2 separate regions of the Homo sapiens genome follow, and region 1 is linked to region 2. Evidence: read pairs that join two places in POLR2A ChIA-PET (ENCODE). Cell type or tissue: HepG2. All regions are shown on one strand. Links, peaks and the distances in the headings refer to the core of each region. The heading gives the core; the rest is flanking DNA. Region 1 overlaps LOC105371814 (a long non-coding RNA gene). Region 2 holds the start of SNF8 (SNF8 subunit of ESCRT-II).

What was found. ChIA-PET counts read pairs that join two places held together with the same protein. Peaks named below come from ENCODE experiments on the same cell type or tissue, not always from the same donor. Only the 100,000 strongest peaks of a DNase experiment are listed, where the experiment ranks them.
Region 1: POLR2A ChIA-PET joins it to region 2 with 9 read pairs; 10 of 35 experiments call an interaction of 5 or more read pairs at or near these places.

Annotation. Positions count from the first base shown.
Region 1 is chr17:48,869,918-48,874,904 of GRCh38, forward strand. LOC105371814 (a long non-coding RNA gene) reads right to left here. Exons shown (of 4, transcript NR_135674.1): 4 at 4,943-4,987. It also overlaps the pseudogene SUMO2P17. Among named protein-coding and RNA genes, the nearest start is that of ATP5MC1, 20 kb to the right of the region's middle. In HepG2, for the core only: no CTCF peak of the experiment used is centred there; a DNase peak (open chromatin) is centred at 1,934; H3K4me3 peaks cover 477 bases.
Region 2 is chr17:48,942,917-48,946,916 of GRCh38, forward strand. SNF8 (SNF8 subunit of ESCRT-II) reads right to left here and starts at 1,926. Exons shown (of 8, transcript NM_007241.4): 1 at 1,765-1,926; 2 at 1,009-1,059. The coding sequence starts at 1,818. RefSeq lists a silencer at 1,639-1,868. In HepG2, for the core only: no CTCF peak of the experiment used is centred there; a DNase peak (open chromatin) is centred at 1,955; H3K4me3 peaks cover 2,042 bases.

The sequences.
Region 1 (4,987 bases), core at 1-4,000, 73 kb before region 2:
CTCAGAATCCCAGGTTGCAAGTCTCCCAGCACTGTACTCGGCCATAGTTCTTAAACCGCATGTGAATCTATAATTATCTCAAAGAGCATGTTGAGATGAGGGAATTGCAACCATGTGTGAGGTGAGGGTATAGTGTTCTAGTGTGTCATAGTGAGAGACAAGGCTCCATCCCGAGGCTGTAGGGGACAGTCCATTCTTTCAGTGGTTGTTGGTGTCCCTTGACTTGTGGCATCACTCCAAAACCTGCTTCCATGGCCACAGTGCCTCCTTCCTATGCCGCCGCCTCTCCTCAGTGTGTGTGCTCTGTGTGCCCTCTTATAAGGACATATGTCATTGGATTTAGGGCCCAGTTGGCTAATCCAGGATAAGTCTTTTCTTCAAGATCCTTAATCACCTTTTGTCATATAAGGCATTACTTGTTCAGTATGTAAAGGGTATGAGAAGCCTGTGCAATGTGGCAAGACTCCTATCTACAAAAAAAGAAAAAGCCAGGCTTGGTGGCATGTGTGGACATCTCTTTTTGGGTGGGAGGGCACCATTCAACCCACTACAGAAAGGTAGGGGCAGATAAATGATTACTAGGATTCTGACCCAGCCAATCAAGATAGAACACACAGAAGAAACAGCAGCCTTCAGGGCTTGAACTTCAGGGAGGGAAGTTCAAGTTTTAACTGAATTTGAGGGTCTTGTGAGGATACTCAGTAGGCAATGGGATAAATGTTTCAGCAAAGAGCTGGGTTGGAGCTGCAGGTTATTCCTGACATGAGTGGCATAGCTGAAACCAAGGGAGTGGACGAGCAAATCTGGAGAGAAAAGATAGGGCAGGCTGAGGACAGACCCTGAATAATGCTAACTTTAGGAGTCAGGCAGGGGACCAGAAGCCATCCATGAAGGGAAGAAAAACCAGGAGAAAATGGGAAGGCTGAAAGCCAAGCAAGGAAATAGTTTCAGAAAATGAGTTCAATAGTGTCAAATACTAGTAGGGTAGGACTGGAAAGAAACCTTTGATTTTAGGAACTTAATGTTGACAGGCAGATAAGCTTTTTTCTCTCTTTAAAAAAATTTATTCTCATTAAAGAACACTTGAAATGCATGAAGTACAAAAGTATAGTTACATCAACCAAACACAATTATTAGCATTTCCATCCATTTTTTAAAACATTGTTTTCAGTCAGGGTTTCACTCTGTCACCCAGGCTAGAGTGCAGTGACACGATACTTCACTGCAACCTTCACTTCCTGGGCTCAAGTGATCCTCCCACCTCAGCCTCGGAGTAGCTGGGACTGCAGGCATATACCACCACGACCCAGTACATCTAGTTGTTTCTATATATAGGTGAGCTTGTGAGTTTTTTTGGGTTTTGAGATGGTATCTCACTCTATCTCACCCAGGCAGGAGTGGTGTGATCATGGCTCACTGCAGCCTCGACCTCCTGGGCTCAAGCAGTCCTCCTCCCTCAGCCTCCTGAGTAACTGGGACTGCAGGCACATGCCATGACACCTGGCTAATTTTTTTTTAAAAATTTTTGTAGAGACAGGGTCTTGCTATGTGGCCCAAGCTGGGCTTGAACTGGCCTCAAGTGATCCTCCTGCCTTGGCTTCCCATAGTGCTGGAATTATAAGTGTGAGCCACCATGCCTGGCCTAGGTGAGTGTTCTTTTTTTTTTTTTTAACACAAACAGAACTAGGTGAGCCTTCAAGGAAAGAAAAAAGACTGTGTGCATGTGTGCGTGCATGCCCGTGAATGCCTGCCTTGATTTCCAACACACGCGTCCTCCTTTAAATCCTCCCTGAGCTGGAGACTGACTTGTGGGCCCTGGGAGAGTGTGTGGGAGTGTGGAGAGTGACCTTTGGACCTGGGTACTTTCCGGCCCCTCCTCCCATGGAAGTTGCTGCACTGATTTGGCCTGTGCAAACACCAGGCACTTTTCGCTGGGTCAATATTTCACATCCGTTGTCAGGGTCTAATCCATCTTCAACATCTGTTCCCTGGGATGTTGTGCACTGCTCTGCCACCTATGACCCCTCATGGTCTTTGTCCCCAGAAGAGGATCTCTACAAGGTCCCCAGGGCTTTCTCCAGCTTGAGGCTGCTCGGTTCTTCTCTTTTTTTCCTCTTTAAACCCTCTCACCTTTGCCTGAGCCAATAATCTCCCTCAAATTACAGGGAGAAGCCCCTTCTGTCTGGAAGCCTTCCCTGGCTCCAGAACACAGGGACGTGGTAGCTGCTGTTGTGTAGAATTCAGCAAACCTCACCTGCCAGTGGGTCCAGAACACGTTCTGACCCAGTGTCCTGCTTGCCACCTTGTACTTCCTGACTGCTGCTTCCTGCTGTGAGCCTGCTGGAGCCCTGGGGACACACATTTACTTGAATAACATCTCAAAATAGACTGGGAAGACAAAATGTACTACAAGGGGCCAGGCACCGTGGCTCATGCCTGTAATCCTAGCACTTTGAGGGGCTGAAGCAGGCGGATTGCCTGAACTCAGGAGTTCAAGACCAGCCTGGGCAACAGGGTGAAACCCCATCTCTACTAAAATACAAAAAATTAGCTGGGCGAGGTGGTGGGTGCCTGTAGTCCCAGCTACTCAGGTGGCTGAGGCAGGAGAATTGCTTGAACCAGGAGGTGGAGTTTGCAGTGAGCCAAGATCATGCCAAGGCACTCCAGCCTGGGCGACAGAGCAAGACTCCATCTCCAAAACAAACAAACAAACAAGAACCCAAAATATACTACAAGGTGTAACTAGAAATTGTTTTCAAGATTGGTGCTTTTGCACCATTGATTAGACGAGGCAACCAAGTGCATTTATTTTGATGCATGCCTGTCTTGTTCCTCTAATCAACTCCCAAGAACAGGGACAGACTGGGCATGGTGGCTCATGCCTGTAATCCCAGCACTTTGGGAGGCCGAGGCGGGCAGATCACCTGAGGTCAAGGGATCGAGACCAGCCTGACCAACATGGTGAAATCCCGTTTCTATTAAAAATACAAAAATTAGCTGGGCGTGGTCGTGGGTGCCTGTAATCCCAGCTACTTGGGAGGCTGAGGCACGAGAATCACTTGAACCCGGGAAGTGGAGGTTACAGTGAACCGAGATTGCACCACTGCGCTCCAGCCTGGGATACAGAGCAAGACTCGTCTAAAAAAAAAAAAGAAGAAGAAGAAGAACAGGGACAGATTTCTGTTCATTCTCCTCAGTGCAAATCTCTGGCCCCAGCTTTCCTCATCATTATTCAAACCCAACATATATTCGGCATTTACTATAAGCAAGTGCTGTTATTAAGCCCATTTATAGATGAGGGAGCCAAGGCTTAGCAAGGATAAAGACTTGAAGGCCGCACAGCTGCAGAAGGTCAGGCTGGACCAGGGTTTATGTTGTTAACACTAAATTGTTTGGAGAAACAGCAAACCCAGCTGTGGGGGAATGGGAGGGGTGGGTGTGGAGCCTGAGGCTAACTTCCTCCCACCCAGCCATTCTGTCCTCTCTGCAATAAAATTCATAGTCCAGGAAATTCCCTGCAAGTGACAATGACTCTTAAACTTTCCTGAAGATAAGAATTGCTGGGCCAGAGCCTCCTTCACTGCTTGCCATCCCTTCAGCTGATGGTCAGTAACTCTTTCTTTGCCAGTAGCCTGCCTGGCCTTCCAGTTTACCAGAGAGGCCCTGGTGATGAACCAGGCCCACCTCCCATCTTCCGGAACCCATCCCTGCCACCTCACCCAACCCCACCCTCCTTCCCTCTTTCACTCTGGGAGTTTTTGCAGTTCATCTGCTCAGCCAAAGAGAAGTAACTGCTAATGTTAAGCCGAAATTTGGGTCAGGCCAGGAGGCACCTTTAAAATAAAAAATTTACTCGGGTACAGGAAACAGCTATAAATGATCTTGGAAATGCAGGCACTCCATCTGGTTACACACTCCAGGCAATGCCCAACAGAGCATCTGAAGGGGCCTTGCTTATCAACTGTCATGGATTCAGGAAGCCAAACAGACCTGCCTGTTACCAAGGTGTCTCCTGCAGGCCCCTGCCTCCAGAAATGACCACCCCTGAGATGAAAACTTCTCTTGGGAAGAAACTGAGAAGGAGCTTTTAACAATTTGCTCAGGGCTTCCCACTCTTTGTTGCTGGGACATTCTTTCTGTAGCCAGCTTCAGTCCCTGTTAACACATAGTGAACAACAGTATTATTTTTGTTGTGTTCCACATCTGCCGTGTATAATCTCCTTTTATTTTTTTCTGAGTTAACTTTGTTTTCTTTTTTCTTTGTTTTTTTTTTTTGTTTGTTTGTTTTTCTGCTGACTACCTACTTATCTGTCATAACTTTGTTTTTATTGTGGTAAGAACACAATGTGAGATCTAGCTTCTTTTTTTTTTTTTCATTTTAAACAAGAAGTTTATTTAAACAACAAGACGCTTGACTTGAAGGGAAAACTATGTAGGATTCTTTTTTGTTTTAGAGTAATTTATCCTTACTTAAAGACAGATTACCCTACATGTAACAGCTACGTACAAAAAAGTTATAAAATTGTCCTTGGTTTTACAATGATAAATGAAAAACATTAAAATTCTCCAATTGAACAAGGTATGCAAGGATTTTTATGTTGTTGTTGTTGTTTTGTTGTTGTTGTTAAAACAGTGAGAGCAAAATAACTTACTGGAATATAAAGATAGGAGCTGAATGAGCATGCCACTAATGGAGAAAGGGGGTATTTTCACAGAATCAGTATTTTTCCCCATCCCGTCTCCCCTTGATGTCAGTCAAAACATACCATTGGCTGTTTAGTTAAAAAAAAAAAATGCAATATGCTTGTGCACATATACCAGTTACTTTACGTACAATAAAGGAATGGGGAAGGGGGAAATGAAAGAACAGAGAAAACTATACGGTAGTAGTCAGGATGTGGTGGAACCAAATTGCAGTTTTCTAATTGAGAATGTAATCTTGGTCTTTAAAGAACAGAGTTCTGGAGTAAAGAAGCAGGTTCCCTTT
Region 2 (4,000 bases), core at 1-4,000:
GTGCAGTGGCATGATCCTGGCTCACTGCAACCTCTGTCTCCTGGGTTCATGCAATTCTCCTACCTCAGCCTCCCCAGTAGCTGGGACTACAGGAGCCCGCCACCACGCCCGGCTAATTTTTGTATTTTTAGTAGAGACGGGGTTTCGCCATGTTGGCCAGGCTGGTCTCGAACTATGGACCTCTGGTGATCAGCCTTCCTCAGCTTCCCAAAGTGCTGGGATTACAGGCATATGCCACAGCACCCGGCTCTCAATTTTAAACTCAGAATATGGCCGGGCGCGGTGGCTCACGCCTGTAGTCCCAGCACTCTGGGAGGCCGAGGCGGGTGGATCACCTGAGGCCAGGAGTTTGAGACCAGCCTGGTCAATATGGCGAAACCCTGCCTCTACAAAAAAAAATAACAAAAATTAGGGCCCGGCACAGTGGCTCACGCCTTTAATTCCAGCACTCTGGGAAGCCAAGGTGGGCGGATCACGAGGTCAAGAATTTGAGACCAGTCTGACCAACATGGAGAAACCCGTCTCTACTAAAAATACAAAAATTACCCAGGCGTGGTGGCGCATGTCTGTAGTTCTAGCTACTCGGGAGGCTGAGGTTGGAGAATCACTTGAACCCAGGAAACGGAGGCTGCAGTGAGCCGAGATCGTGCCACTGTACTCCAGTCTGGGCAACAGAGCAAGACTCCCTCAAAAAACAAACAAACAAACAAACAAACACCTCAGAATAATAGGGTTCCTTCCTTATGGGACTGTAATGAGGATTGAACAAGACAGTCTATGTAAAGAAAATAGACAAATGCCTGGGACGTTACAAGCATGTAATCACTCAAAGATGTTAGCCATTATTGTTATTAGCAAGTCACCTAAAAGATCTCAGCGGCTCAGAAATCAAAATTTGCCAAACACCCTATTTCTAGTTCAATCTACACAATCAAGTTCGTATCCAAGGTGTCTTGGCCAGACCTGGTTAGGTCTCCCTCCCTGCCTGGGGCCCCCCAACCGACTTACCTGGGCTAGCTGGTCCTCAGCCAAGACCGTCCCTCGCTCCTTATACTTGGCCTGTCAGACAAAGAGACCAGCATAAGTTAAGAGAGTGGGCGCTGGAGGCCAGGCGCGGTGGCTCACGCCTGTAATCCCAGAACTTTGGGACGCCGAGGCGGGCGGATCACGAGGTCAGGAGATCGAGCCATCCTGGCTAACACAGTGAAACCCCGTCTCTACTAAAAATACAAAAAAATAGCCGGACGTGGTGGTGGGCGCCTGTAGTCCCAGCTACTCAGGAGGCTGAGGCAGGAGAACGGCGTGAACCCTGGAGGTGGAGGTTGCAGTGAGCCGAGATCGCGCCACTGCACTCCAACCTGGGCGACAGAGCAAGACTCTGTCTCAAAAAACAAAACAAAACAAAAAAACACAGAGTGGGCGCTGGGTTCCCCCATTTGTGCTGCCACAGCTTTGGGATGAAAAGAGGAGGATCTCTGTAAATTGTTTTCTTAGGGAGAAGGATAGGGTGAAGGAGTAGAATCGACGACTGTAGATTTGTGAGTAGAATCCCATTTGTAGTTAAACTTGGGTAAATGGGAGAAAGGGCTGGGCATCTGGGAACGCTGCCAATCCACCGGAAGCTGGAGAAATTCTGTGTCCCGGGGCCGAGAAGCCAGTCTCAGATTCTGTTGGGAGGTGATTAACGGGTAGGACACTGCTCCGGGACAATTCAGTCTCGCACGGGTCAGGGGCAGGTTGTGGGTCGGCCTTCTTCCTGCTCACCTCTGCAAGTTTCTTCTTGGCGATGGCGCCAGCTCCCACCCCGCGGCGGTGCATCCCCACCCTGGGCCCGCGGGCCGCCCGGCTGCCGGGACCCCGGGTCTCCACGTCCCGGACTCCGCCGCCGGCTCCCCAAGGCGGAAGCCCGAGCCGCGCGTCATCTGCACGCGCCGGAAGCCACGAGCCGCATTTCCTGCCGCGAGGCTGAGTGTCTCCAGTTCCTACCGGCCCGGCGACCCCGCCTTTAGCTAGTGGCCAAGATTCGCAAAGCCTCGCGGCGAGGAAAGCACGAGTATTCAAGCGCGGCTGAGGCCCTCCTTGGCTAGTGCTGGGACATGGAGCCCCGGCAGCCAAGGCCAACCTTGTGCATTCCACCCACGTAGGCGCCTGGGGCCCTGGTCTTCCTCGACTGCCTCTCCACTGCCTGGAGGTCATCAAATGCCCCTGGACCACCTCCTACGTGCCACACGCTGTGTTGGCCATCCAAGGTTCCATATTGAGCATAAAACAGCCCTCTGCCCTAAAGGAGTTAACCTGTTGGAATCACATACAAAGGATTCTGACTACCAAGCGCCTTGAAGTTAAGTTGAACTCTGAAGACAGATTGCCTGGCTACAAAGCTCAGTTCCACTACATATGGTCCAGGAACTTAAGACAAATTATTTTAATGTCTTTATGTTTCACTATCCGCTGTAGTGAAATAGAATAATACCTACTCATGGCCTGACGCGGTGGCTCAAGCCTGTAATCCCAGCACTTCGGGAGGCTGAGGCGGGCGGATCACCTGAAGTTAGGAGTTCGAGACCAGCCTGGTCAACAAGACGAAACCCCGTCTCTACTACAAATACAAAAAAATTAGCAGGGCGTGGTGGTGCGCATCTAATCCCAGGTACTCGGGAGGCTGAAGCAGAAGAATCGCTTGAACCCAGGAGGCGGAGGTTGCAGTTAACCAGGATCGCGCCATTGCACTCCAGCATGGGCAACAAGAGCGAGACTCCGTCTCAAAAAAAAAAAAAAAAAAAAAAAAGCAGTAAATTATATAGTGCAATGCCTGGCACACAAATAAATATCATTTATGATTGTTATTCATTGTTTGAGATAAAATCAGTCATCTGTAGCCGGGCGCGGTAGCTCACACCTGTAATCCCAGTACTTTGGGAGGCCGAGGCGGGTGGATCACGAGGTCAGGAGTTCAAGACCAACCCGGCCAAGATGGTGAAACTCCGTCTCTACTAAAAATACAAAAAATTAGCCGGGCGTGGTGGCTGGTGCCTGTAATCCTAGCTGCTCGGGAGGCTGTAGCAGAGAATTCCTTGAACCTGGGAGGTAGAGGTTGCAGTGAGCAGAGATCTTGCCAATGCACTCCAACCTCGGTGACAGAGTGACTCCATCTCAAAAAAAAAAAAAAAGGAAAAAAACGAAAAAGACCCAGGTTCCTTAAGCGAACCAGGAGGTGGTAGTTAGGCTTCTCCACATGGAAACCCCTTAGTTTCACTGGCCATGGCCAAAAACCTGCAGTTGCTTCCATGTTTGGGCGCTGCCCACCAACGGTCCTGGGTTGGAAAGGAAGACAGAGAGAGGGAGAGATTCCCCTTTATGGAGTAGAAAGGAAAAGGAAAAAGGGGGAAAATAAATCCCAAACTTTGGGCTTACATTTTCCTCCTGGCTGGCTCGCCAAAATATGTTAACGGTGGAGGGTGTTCCAGGTTCTTGGGGTTTTGCACAAACAACTGGACAAAACGCACAAACAAAGCAAGGAAGGAATTAAGGGATTTATTGAAAATGAAAGTAGCACGGGCGCGGTGGCTCACGCCTGTAATCCCAGCACTTTGGGAGGCTGACCCAGGTGGATCACTTGAGGTCAGGAGTTCGAGACCAGCCTGGCCAACATGGTAAAACCCTCTATCTACTAAAAAAAATGCAAAAGTAGACAGATGTGTTGGCTCACACCTGTAATCCCAGCTACTTGAGAGGCTGAGGCAGGAGAATCACTTCAACCCGGGAGGCCGAGGTTGCAGTGAGCCAAGACCACACCATTACACTCCAGCCTGGGCAACAGAAGGAAACTCCATCTCAAAAAAAAAAAAAAAAAAAGCAAAGAAAAGAAAACTCAGCTGGGCGTCGTGGCTCATGCCTGTAATCCCAGCAATTTGGGAGGCCGAGGCGGATGGATCACCTGAGGTCGGGAGTTCAAGACCAGGCTGACCAACATGGAGAAACCCCTTCTCTACTAAAAATA